Linked DNA regions of Homo sapiens: regions 2 and 3 are each linked to region 1. The links are chromatin contacts, found by Hi-C or POLR2A ChIA-PET in ENCODE. All regions are on one chromosome and are shown on one strand. Each heading gives the region's core, a stretch centred on a gene start or an enhancer-like site at or near the end of the contact. The rest is flanking DNA. Distances are from core to core; before and after follow the strand shown.

Region 1 (3,160 bases), core at 386-2,885:
ACGGGGCGCGCAAGGGAGCTGAGCCTGGGTGGACCGCGTCAGGGCGCGGGGAGCTCGAGGCGCAGCGGCTGCAGCTCCGGCCTCAGAGCCCGCGGCGTCCAAGTGGCCCGAGCTGCGCTGGGAGGGAGGCGGCGGGAGGAGGGAGGGGAGCCGAGGTGGAGGGGGTTGGGGGGAGGAGGGAGCGGCGAGTCCGGTCCGGGTTTTGCCGGCAGCCCCCGGGCAGCGTTCATAGCTCCTGCCCGGGCGGGCGCGCGGCGGCGGCGGCAGAGGCGGCTGAGCCTGAGCGGGGATGTAGAGGCGGCGGCAGCAGAGGCGGCACTGGCGGCAAGAGCAGACGCCCGAGCCGAGCGAGAAGAGCGGCAGAGCCTTATCCCCTGAAGCCGGGCCCCGCGTCCCAGCCCTGCCCAGCCCGCGCCCAGCCATGCGCGCCGCCTGCTGAGTCCGGGCGCCGCACGCTGAGCCCTCCGCCCGCGAGCCGCGCTCAGCTCGGGGGTGATTAGTTGCTTTTTGTTGTTTTTTAATTTGGGCCGCGGGGAGGGGGAGGAGGGGCAGGTGCTGCAGGCTCCCCCCCCTCCCCGCCTCGGGCCAGCCGCGGCGGCGCGACTCGGGCTCCGGACCCGGGCACTGCTGGCGGCTGGAGCGGAGCGCACCGCGGCGGTGGTGCCCAGAGCGGAGCGCAGCTCCCTGCCCCGCCCCTCCCCCTCGGCCTCGCGGCGACGGCGGCGGTGGCGGCTTGGACGACTCGGAGAGCCGGTAGGTGTCGGGCCACGGCCCTCCCTCGACCCCCCCCGGAGGCCGGCCCCCTCCCCTTCCCCGCCTACCTCCCTCTCCTCCCCCGGGGTTCGGTGCGCGGCCGGGGCCGGAGTTCGCTGCAAGTCGGCGGAAAGTTTGGCTGCGCGGGTTCCCCCGAAGTTCAGGTGCGGAGAGCCGGGGACGGGGAAGGAGGGGTCCGTATTTGGGAGGGGCGGGGGGCGCCCGCACCGTAAGCCGCGGAGCCCCGGAGCCTGGGAGACCTAGCGCCGGTGATCGCTTGGTGGCCGCTGCTATACCCAAGCCTCCCTAAGCCGCAGTATGCTCGGTCGCAGATCACTGAGTTCAGACAAAAAGAGGGGTTTTAGGGTCTGGGACGGCGGCTTGGGCGCCGTGGAGTGGGGCTGGGACGCTCCTTGCGGGGTGCCGCCCCCCTCCCCCCCACTACTCCAGTTCGCGGGCGCTGGGGCAGCGGGCGCCCGGGGTCCTCACCTCTTGGCGTTGGGCGGGCGCTCAGCCTGCGGGGGCGGCTGCTTGTAGATCTCTGGCGCGCACTCCCCCCATCAGACCCCGCTCGCAGCCCTGTGTTGAGGGGCGACGTTAACTGCTCTGGGCGCCCTCGACCACGCGTGGCTGAGCCTCCCCCACCACTTGGAAGAAGCGGCGGCTACTTCTGCATTTTTCCTCCGGCTCCTCGCCCCCGCTGCCCGCGGGGTGCCCGGCGGGCTGATGAAGTTTGACCTTTTTTTTCCATCAAAGTATCTCCCCCACCACCACGGTGCCCCGCGGCCCCTCCCTCCCTCCTTTCCCAGCCTTGGGGAGTCTTTTGAGCTGTCTCCCGAGCCCCGCGTGGGCCACGCAGCGTGCAGAGCCTGGGAGGGAGAATGGGGGTGTTCCTCTAGCTGCGGAACTGTGGGGGGCGTACGTCCCCGGCGCCTGCCACGCTGCACTGGCCCCAAATTTACCCATGAAGTTCGGCCCGACCCCCCTCCCCTTCGCTTCCCCGGAGCGGAGTGAGGGGCTGAACCGCCGCGAGAGGAATGTGTTAATTTTCTGGCTGGGGGAAGTTGTCCTCGCCCGGAATGGGCTGCTTTCCGGCGGGGAGCGCGGGGTGCGCCTGGCTTTGTTTATTTGTAGGATCGACGGAAAGCGAGTGACCCCGGTTTTTAAATGGGGGGCCACCTTCGGGACCTGTCAGAAGAGCTGAAACGCCCAAAGTGGGAGCAAGATCTCTTTTTGTTCTTTTTTCCCCCCCGGGAATCTGAAGGGGTGCGCGGAGTTGGGCTGGTGCCTCGGGCTGCAAGGAAGCACCAGTAAATTTGGGGGGTTCTGTAGTGACTCATTCGGAAAGACCCGCTCCCTGAAGTCTCCCGCGACGGGGGTCTGAAGGTTTGGCAACCGCGCCCTCCTTTGCCCCCTGGACTTTGGGTGGTCTGAGAGTCGCGCCTTCGGATGGGGGGGGAGCTAAGGGGGTGACCAGCGGACCAGACTCCTGACCCCCACCTTTCCTCGCGCGGCGGGCGCTGTTTGGAGCCCTTGGATTTGTGGTGGGCCCTGTCCCCCCCACCCCCGCATTTTCTTTGGAAGCGTTGGGGAGGGGGCGTGTGTGAGATCGCTCGGCCCTCGCCCCCGCCGGAGCCGCCCCAGGGCCGCCGGCAAACAGAGTCCCTTTCAAGTTTTCCGCTGGGGCCGCCTGGCGGGGGCTGCGAGCGCGGTCGCTGCGGACTTGTTTGGAGCGCGATTTGAACGCCCGGCTCCACCTCAGCTGCCCCAGGCCGCGGGGTGGGGGGCGTCTGTCCTTTGCAGTTGGGAGTATTTAAATTAGACGTCTTGGGGGACCTACTGGCCTAAGCTTCACCTGATCCCCCTCCTGAAAGATGCCCGTGCCTTGGTTTCCAACCGCCACTAGAAAACCGGGAACTGAGACCGAAGCCCCCTCTAAACCCCTTTCTGAGAGCCGTGCGGGGAAACTCAGGCCGGCGGGCTACCTACCCGTAACTGCGTATTGTTGATTTAGCAGTTTCCCTAGATGAGAGTCAGGCTGGAGCTTGGGGGGGTGGGGAGTGGCCCGCTCTGCAGCTGTCACCCCCCTCCCAGAACGGAAATTGTCCTCTCCTTGGGGAGGAGGGAGAGGGGGTGATGGTTTGATTTTTGCCCTGGGAAGAGATGGGAACAGCTGAAGGAGATTGGCCTCCGAGTTCCCAGCCAGCCCCCGGAACTTGGGTAGAACCCCCCTACCCCTCATCCTCGCAGTAGCTGGGTCTCTCCCAGGGACGCCCCTAGTCAGCCTTGGCCTCCCTCTCCATGCCACCTCCCTTTCCAAGGTGAGCCTCTGCAGAAGACAGACCCTTGGCTGGCTGGCTGTCGGGTTGGTGCCTTATTTATGTGTGTATCTGGTCCTGGCCGTTTT
Region 2 (3,160 bases), core at 403-2,902, 380 kb before region 1:
CCTTCCACATAAATCCTGCCTTCTACCTGGACTAATCTGAATCCAGTCATCACCAGATTATTGGTCCCTCTCTCCCCAAAGGTCTGCATAGCTCCCTGTCCTCAGTTACTTCTTGTCTCTTCTCTGAAAGCACACATGCACATTCACACACACACATACACACACACACACACACACACACACACACCCTATCTTTCCTTTTCATGAATCTTCAGGGTAGCTCTGCCCTCTCCACTTTGTGTGTTTGGAAGGAAAGAAAGCGAAATATATGAGATGCCAATGCAATTTCTCCTTTAGCAGAGCTCGGTAGGACAATTACCCACCCAATCTGCCTGGTTTTATAGCTCTCATAACCTTCCTTTATGAACACGCTGTGACAGCCGGATGTGGGCATTGATTATGGCAGCAGTCTTCAGCCACATTCCTATTTAACTGCAAAGCAGAGCTCCTGCCTACCAGCCCAGCACTGGTCATGTGACTTTTTAAATTACTGTATTTATGTAAGCCTTTTCCCAACCAGAGCCTATGTCCAACTGCATCAAAACTGGGGAGGATTTGAGCTTGCCACTTCCCCTCCAGTGGCTCTTTGGCCCTACAGCCTAGGGTCTCTTGCTGGAATCAAACTGGGGCTCTGGGCTTTCTTAGGAGAGGTCTGCAAGAGTTGGGGTGCACAAGAAGCATACCTTTTTCATTATGAAAGAGCTGAGGAAATAGACAATGAAACATGTTGGCAGATGCCAAGGGCAGTGGCTTGGTTCCCAGGGGTTCACCTGGCAATGGTGCCAGGTGCAAGAGATCAGCAAAACTTACAGGATTGGTTGTTGTTGTTGGGGGGCGGGTGTCGGAAAGGAATTTGGGGGAATTAGAGAATGGAGTTGGGAATCACTGCTTGTAGGCCTTCCACTCTGGACCCCAGCAGAATCATATGGACTCTAGCCACTGGGAGAGGGAAGTTTTAGTGTTCCAAAGAAATCCTGGTAGCCTTGCAGGCAGTCTGTCCTGACCAAGGACTCTGCCTGACTGTGCCATGGTGCAGGGCAAGTCTAGCAGAGAAAGCCAGTGTTCTTCAGTTACTGCAGCTCGGCGAAGAATCCCACTGCAGGGCACTAGGGAGGCCGGTCCTGCAGAGGTCAGCAGTAGGAGTGACTGGCTTAATCTATTCGAAAACCTCCTGGAAAGATCCCGAAGACCGTGGACCAAGGTGACCTGCGTGGGTGAGCGATCCATTAGCCGAATGACAGCGCTGCCGCAGAAAGCCAGAAAAAGGATATGCGTGGGAAGCGCAAAAGCGTGGGCTGGGCCTGCAGCAACGGAAAGGCGCCACGCTCGTGAGCGGAACCAGCGTTCCGGGGGCGCTCAGTGTGGGCAGGCAGGAAGCCTGGCTCCACTAGGACACACAGATTCTCTCCTGAGCAGCTGCGAACTATGCGCCCCTTCTACCCTTAAGAGATGGGATGGGAGTCCAACAAACCCAGCCATTGCTCAGACCCCAGCCCTTCTCTCCTCTAAGAAGCAGGTTCACCTCTGCCACCGCACTCGCATTTTTTTTTTTTTTTAAAGCCCGGCCTTTCCTAGGCGGGGTCAAGGGCCCCGCCCACCGAAGCCACGCCCAGTAGCCGCCCCGGGGCGGGGTTCCCCTCGGCTCCCGGCTGCCCTTTCCCCTCCGGCCTCTGCCGGTGCTGCTGCGCCCTGCGGAGCTCCGAACACGTGCGCGTGAGTAAGGACCCAGAGGGGAGAGTCCTTGGAGGTTTCCCAGCCTGGGGAAAGAAGCAGTGCAGGGTGGCTTCTGCCGGGGCACGGGACGAAATTGGGGTTCGTCCCCTCGTGATCCCGAGCTTGGAGGGCATCTGAAAGAGACTTGGGCCTCGGAGTCGTCCCCTGTTTTTCTACCATCCCTCTTCCCTCTTCTCCCTAGGGAGTCCCATAGAGCCTGACTCCGAGAGCCTCGATCTCCCAGGGCCAGAGGCAGGGACTTTGGAAGGTTTGTGAGGAACAAATGTCCGGTGGAACTGAGTCAGCCCCTTTAACCCGAGCCTTGAAAGGGGCAGGCTATTTTTAGATCTGTTTTTAGACCCAGCGAACAATGAACCCTCTCTACTCATTTTCCTGTTCCTCTAAATTATTTGGAGGAAGTCAGGAGTGAAATTTGGGGATGGCTGGAAAAAGGTATGATCTTAGCCTTACATAAATTATAATGGTGACTGTGAGGCCGGGCGCGTGGCTCACGCCTGTAATCTCAGCACTTTGGGAGGCCGAGGCGGGCGGATGACGAGGTCAAGAGAAGAAGACCATCCTGGCCAACATGGTGAAACCCCGTCTCTACTAAAAATACAAAACTTAGCTGGGCGTGGTGTCGCACGCCTGAAGTCGGGAGGCTGAGGCAGGAGAATCGCTTGAACCCGGGAGGCAGAGATTGCAGTGAGCCGAGATAGCACCACTGCATTCCAACCTGGTAACAGAGCAAGACTCCGTCTAAAAAAAAATGGTGACTGTGTAGGAATATTTATTATCATTTGTGCAAACATTTTGGTTATTTTTATTTTTTTTAACGGAGTCTTGCTCTGTTGCCCAGGCTGGAGTGCAGTAGGGCGATCTCGGCTCACTGCAACCTCCGCCTCCTGGGTTCATGCCATTCTCCTGCCTCAGCATCCCGAGTAACAGGGACTACAGGTGCCCGCCACCACGCCCGGCTAATTTTTTTTTTTTTTTTTTTTTTTTTTTTGTATTTTTAGTAGAGACGGGGTTTCACCGTGTTAGCCAGTATGGTCTCGATCTCCTGAACTCGTGATCCGCCAGCCTCAGCCTCCCAAAGTGCTGGGATTACAGGCGTGAGCCACCGCGCCCGGCCTAACATTTTCGTTATTGCTTTTAATCAGTAGTTGAGGTCTTGGCACGACTACTGCCTCCAATTCCCCTCACATCCAATACTGCAGTTATTTTTCCAAGTGCTGTTTTTATTGTCCTTCAGGAAGTATTGGAGGCCCTCCTCTATCCAGTGTTCCCACTGTTCACTGCCCGTTTCTCTCACTGGATAACTTTTCCCTTTTTACTCACTCATATTCACCATCTAAGCCTTTTTTGGAATGTAGCTCCTCAGGTGTTTACTGAGTGCCCACACTATACCAGACATTATCCTGAGGATTAGCTTATATTTCACTTA
Region 3 (3,160 bases), core at 187-2,686, 360 kb before region 1:
GGTATCCCACAGTAGCCGCCTCTCAAGGTTATTGTAGGGTTATGTGTAAACTGCTTATTGCATTGCCCACCTTATAGAAAGCACTCCATATTATAATCATTAACTGTGCTGGAAAATTCCCAACTCTCCAGATGCGGAGTTCTGCAAGGATGGTTGGGGAGAGAGTTGCAGCCAGATTAGGTCTCCAAACAATTTACTTAAGCCTCTGAAGGCCGGAGCTCAAATCCCTCCAACCCGGGTACCTAACCAGTACCTCAGTCCCAAGAGTGTATTGCATTCAGTCAAATTCACCAAAAGGCGGCGGTGGTCTTTAGGAAGGAAAAGGCTCGCGGTCCTCCGCCTCAACGACCCTCCTGCACAGAATTCCTGATTTTAAAAACCAGCTGGCCACTTTGGGAGGCCGAGGCGGGCGGATCACAAGGTCAGGAGATCGAGAGCATCCTGGCTAACACGGTGAAACCCCCGCCTCTATTAAAAATGCAAAAAGAAATTAGCCAGGCGTCGTGGCGGGCGCCTGTAGTCCCAGCTACTCCGGAGGCTGAGGCAGGAGAATGGCGTGAACCCGGGAGGCGGAGTTTGCAGTGAGCCGAGATCGCGCCACTGCACTCCAGCCTGGGTGACAGAGTGAGACTCCGTCTCAAAACAAAAAACAAAACAAAAAAAACAGCTGGCTGGGCGTGTAGGCTCACGCCCTTAATCCAATGCTGAGAGGCGGAGGCGGGAGCACTGCTTGAGCCAAGGAGTTCCAGACCAGCCTAGGCAAAATAACGAGACACCATCTCTACGGAAAAAATAAAAATAAAAAAGTTAGCTGGCCATGGTGGTGCGAGCCTGTAGTCCCAGCTACTGGGGAGGCTGAGGTGGGAGGATCCCTTGAGGATAGGAGTTCGAGGCTGCAATGAGCCATGATAACGCCAGCGCACTCCAACCTGAGCAACACAGTTTATTTATGATAAATAAATAAACATACCTAAATAAAAACCAGCCAAAATGGTATCGTTTTCCCTTTGTGGCCCCAATATCTGGCGCTTTCCACCATTCCTTGGCAAACAGAACAACCAGAGAGCATAAAAGTCGAGTCTAAGCCAGGGACTCTCGCGAATCCCTTCTAAGGCATACCCTATTTAAACTTTGTATTATGCTATTCAGGAGGTTGACAAACAGCCTTTTCGGGAATGGGACTCGAACTCGTAAGCCACGTCTGTTCCTCCATTTCCCGCCTCAGCTGGATGACGGAGAGGGATCTCCGGGATTAAAGAACAACGACCGCAGGCGAGTGCACGAGCGAGGTGCGCGCGCTGAGTAGGGGGAGGGGCCTGGCGCGCGCCGAACCAGATCGAGGGGGTGGGGGCGAGCTCTCTCGCGAGAGTGGGTTTGTTCTTGGGCTGCAGCCGCTGCCGCCGCTTCTCGCCAGCGCCGTTGCTGCGGGGGATTGTGGGAGTCTCCGCGTCCCGCTCGCTGGGAGAGAGGTACCTCTCCTTTTCCCTCTCCCTTTCCCTAAGGTAGGCGTGAAGCGGGTAAGAGTCGGGGTCGGGTGGCTGGGGGTTCTCCGTGTCCGCCGGGAGGGGACAACGACGGCGACAGGGGCTGCGGGGAGCCGGCGGCGCGCCTTTCTTGCTCGCTCCCGCTCTGCCTCCCTCCGCGTTGCGTATGTGAGCCGCCTGATCGGCGGCCGCCATGTTAGGAGCGCAGTGGCGGCGCAACCAGCCTTCTAGGGCGGCGGAGGTGAGCGGTCCGGGAGGGAAACACGCGGCCGGCCAAGGGCCCAGGGTGCGGCGGGAGATTTTGGGTGAAGAGGTGCGCTGACCGGCCGAGCTTCCTGCGCGTCCTGGGCTCGTTGTGGGCGGGGGCGGGACGACTAGCCCGTTACACGCGGGCCGCGGCGCTGAGGGGGAGGGAGGAGCTCGCTCGAGGCCTGAGGGACAGACTGTACACTGGGGGCTTGCCGTTTGAGGAGGATGGTTAAGATATCTAAGTCCTTGGGTAGCGCCAGTGCCAAATAACCCGTTCGCCTTTTTTTCTCTGAAAATGTTCCCCCAAAATGGAGGATTTCGCAGACTCTGAAGAGCCTGCTTGTTTGAGCAGCGTTTCTTTCTTTTCCCGGTGTCTCGGCCTTCACGCCGCTCCTTGCCCATCGCCTCAGAGCGCCCCCTAAGACTCCCGGCCCACACGCGCGCGCGCGCGCGGCGTTAGCTGGACATCAGAAACAATTCCTCCCCGCCCCCCATCGCGTAAAAATGGCCGAAAAATGAAACGTTAACGCTTGTTTTTCGTACTGCGTCGTGGAACAAGCCGCCTGCAGTACAGTGCGAGGCGGGTGATTTGCACTTGTTTAGTCAAGTCACCTCACATCCTTTTTCTCTTTATCAAAATAGTATTAGTCCAGGTTCCTCCAGAGAGGATCGTGTGGTGTGGGACCTTCCGGTTTCCAGACAAAGGGTTTTGGAGTACCGTGGTGTAGTCGCCGCATCGTTCTTTGCATTTCGAGCTCTGTGCCATGTTCTGTGTTCGGCATTTACCGTGGATGAATATCCCCTAGGTGTTTATCCTGCTCTGTGGCCCTGTTCTGTGGAATATTCCTATTGGATCAGTTACAGTTTTTTAGCCAGATATTTCTAGAACGGTTATGGTGGTTCTGAAATGGCTAGTCTTTCGGGCGCGCTGGAATAATGTGAAGAATCGTTGATTTCGTAGGTAGGGGTCACGAGATTTTGTATTGGTACTGCGTTCTGTGTTTTAAACCTTGGCTTAAGATTTCTGAATAGTCGGTAAAATACATTTTTCTCCCAGGGAAATCTAAACAGTTGACTATGCGGACAAAAATGATGTTTCAGGCTATTTTAATAAATGTTTAAAATTTCCCTTTAAAAACATTTCTTTACTAATGGCTCAGTCATCTACGCAGTCTATCGACGTTTTTCACAGTATTGTTTTAAAAATCAAGAAAGGCTTGACATTTTCGTTGCAAAAACGCTCTGGATGATGCCTTTTCCACTTAAATAGAATGTTTTTGCAAACTCGAAATTAAACAACATTAAAATACTGCATGAAGTTTCTTGGTTATGTAAGATTTGGAAAAGATCATTTAGCCAGATGTGTGTTGAAGTGCTTTAAATTTGTATTTCTTCCTTTGCACTTAACAGTATATACTTAGAACATT

The links. A loop is a pair of places that touch in the nucleus more often than their neighbours do. ChIA-PET counts read pairs that join two places held with the same protein, here RNA polymerase II (POLR2A). Pooled maps may share reads with other maps.
Region 2: a loop to region 1 is called in a map with no recorded cell type, with 3 times the contacts of the local background. The contact joins the promoter of SNHG4 here to the promoter of CXXC5-AS1 in region 1. A Hi-C loop is called at or near these places in 6 of 37 single-sample maps with no recorded cell type and 3 of 50 pooled maps. POLR2A ChIA-PET finds 5 or more read pairs at or near these places in 1 of 52 experiments (BJ).
Region 3: a loop to region 1 is called in a pooled map, with 8 times the contacts of the local background. The contact joins the promoter of MATR3 here to the promoter of CXXC5-AS1 in region 1. A Hi-C loop is called at or near these places in 3 of 37 single-sample maps with no recorded cell type and 8 of 50 pooled maps. POLR2A ChIA-PET finds 5 or more read pairs at or near these places in 5 of 52 experiments (GM12878, OCI-LY7, PC-3 and 2 more).

The regions. Positions count from the first base shown.
Region 1 is chr5:139,648,093-139,651,252 of GRCh38, forward strand. It overlaps CXXC5-AS1 (CXXC5 antisense RNA 1), which reads right to left and starts at 1,636. Exons shown (of 2, transcript NR_149086.1): 1 at 1,243-1,636; 2 at 907-1,089. It overlaps CXXC5 (CXXC finger protein 5), which reads left to right and starts at 257. Exons shown (of 3, transcript NM_016463.9): 1 at 257-753. RefSeq lists silencers at 185-1,314, 1,515-1,684 and an enhancer at 2,477-2,977.
Region 2 is chr5:139,272,449-139,275,608 of GRCh38, forward strand. SNHG4 (small nucleolar RNA host gene 4) reads left to right here and starts at 1,653. Exons shown (of 7, transcript NR_182757.1): 1 at 1,653-1,713; 2 at 1,916-2,166. LOC124901081 (a long non-coding RNA gene) reads right to left here. Exons shown (of 4, transcript XR_007058956.1): 4 at 619-1,206. It also overlaps a transcript of MATR3 not described here. RefSeq lists an enhancer at 1,007-1,356 and a silencer at 1,647-1,726.
Region 3 is chr5:139,292,304-139,295,463 of GRCh38, forward strand. It overlaps MATR3 (matrin 3), which reads left to right and starts at 1,437. Exons shown (of 15, transcript NM_018834.6): 1 at 1,437-1,502. It overlaps LOC124901081 (a long non-coding RNA gene), which reads right to left and starts at 1,254. Exons shown (of 4, transcript XR_007058956.1): 1 at 971-1,254. RefSeq lists enhancers at 1,509-2,212, 2,213-2,915.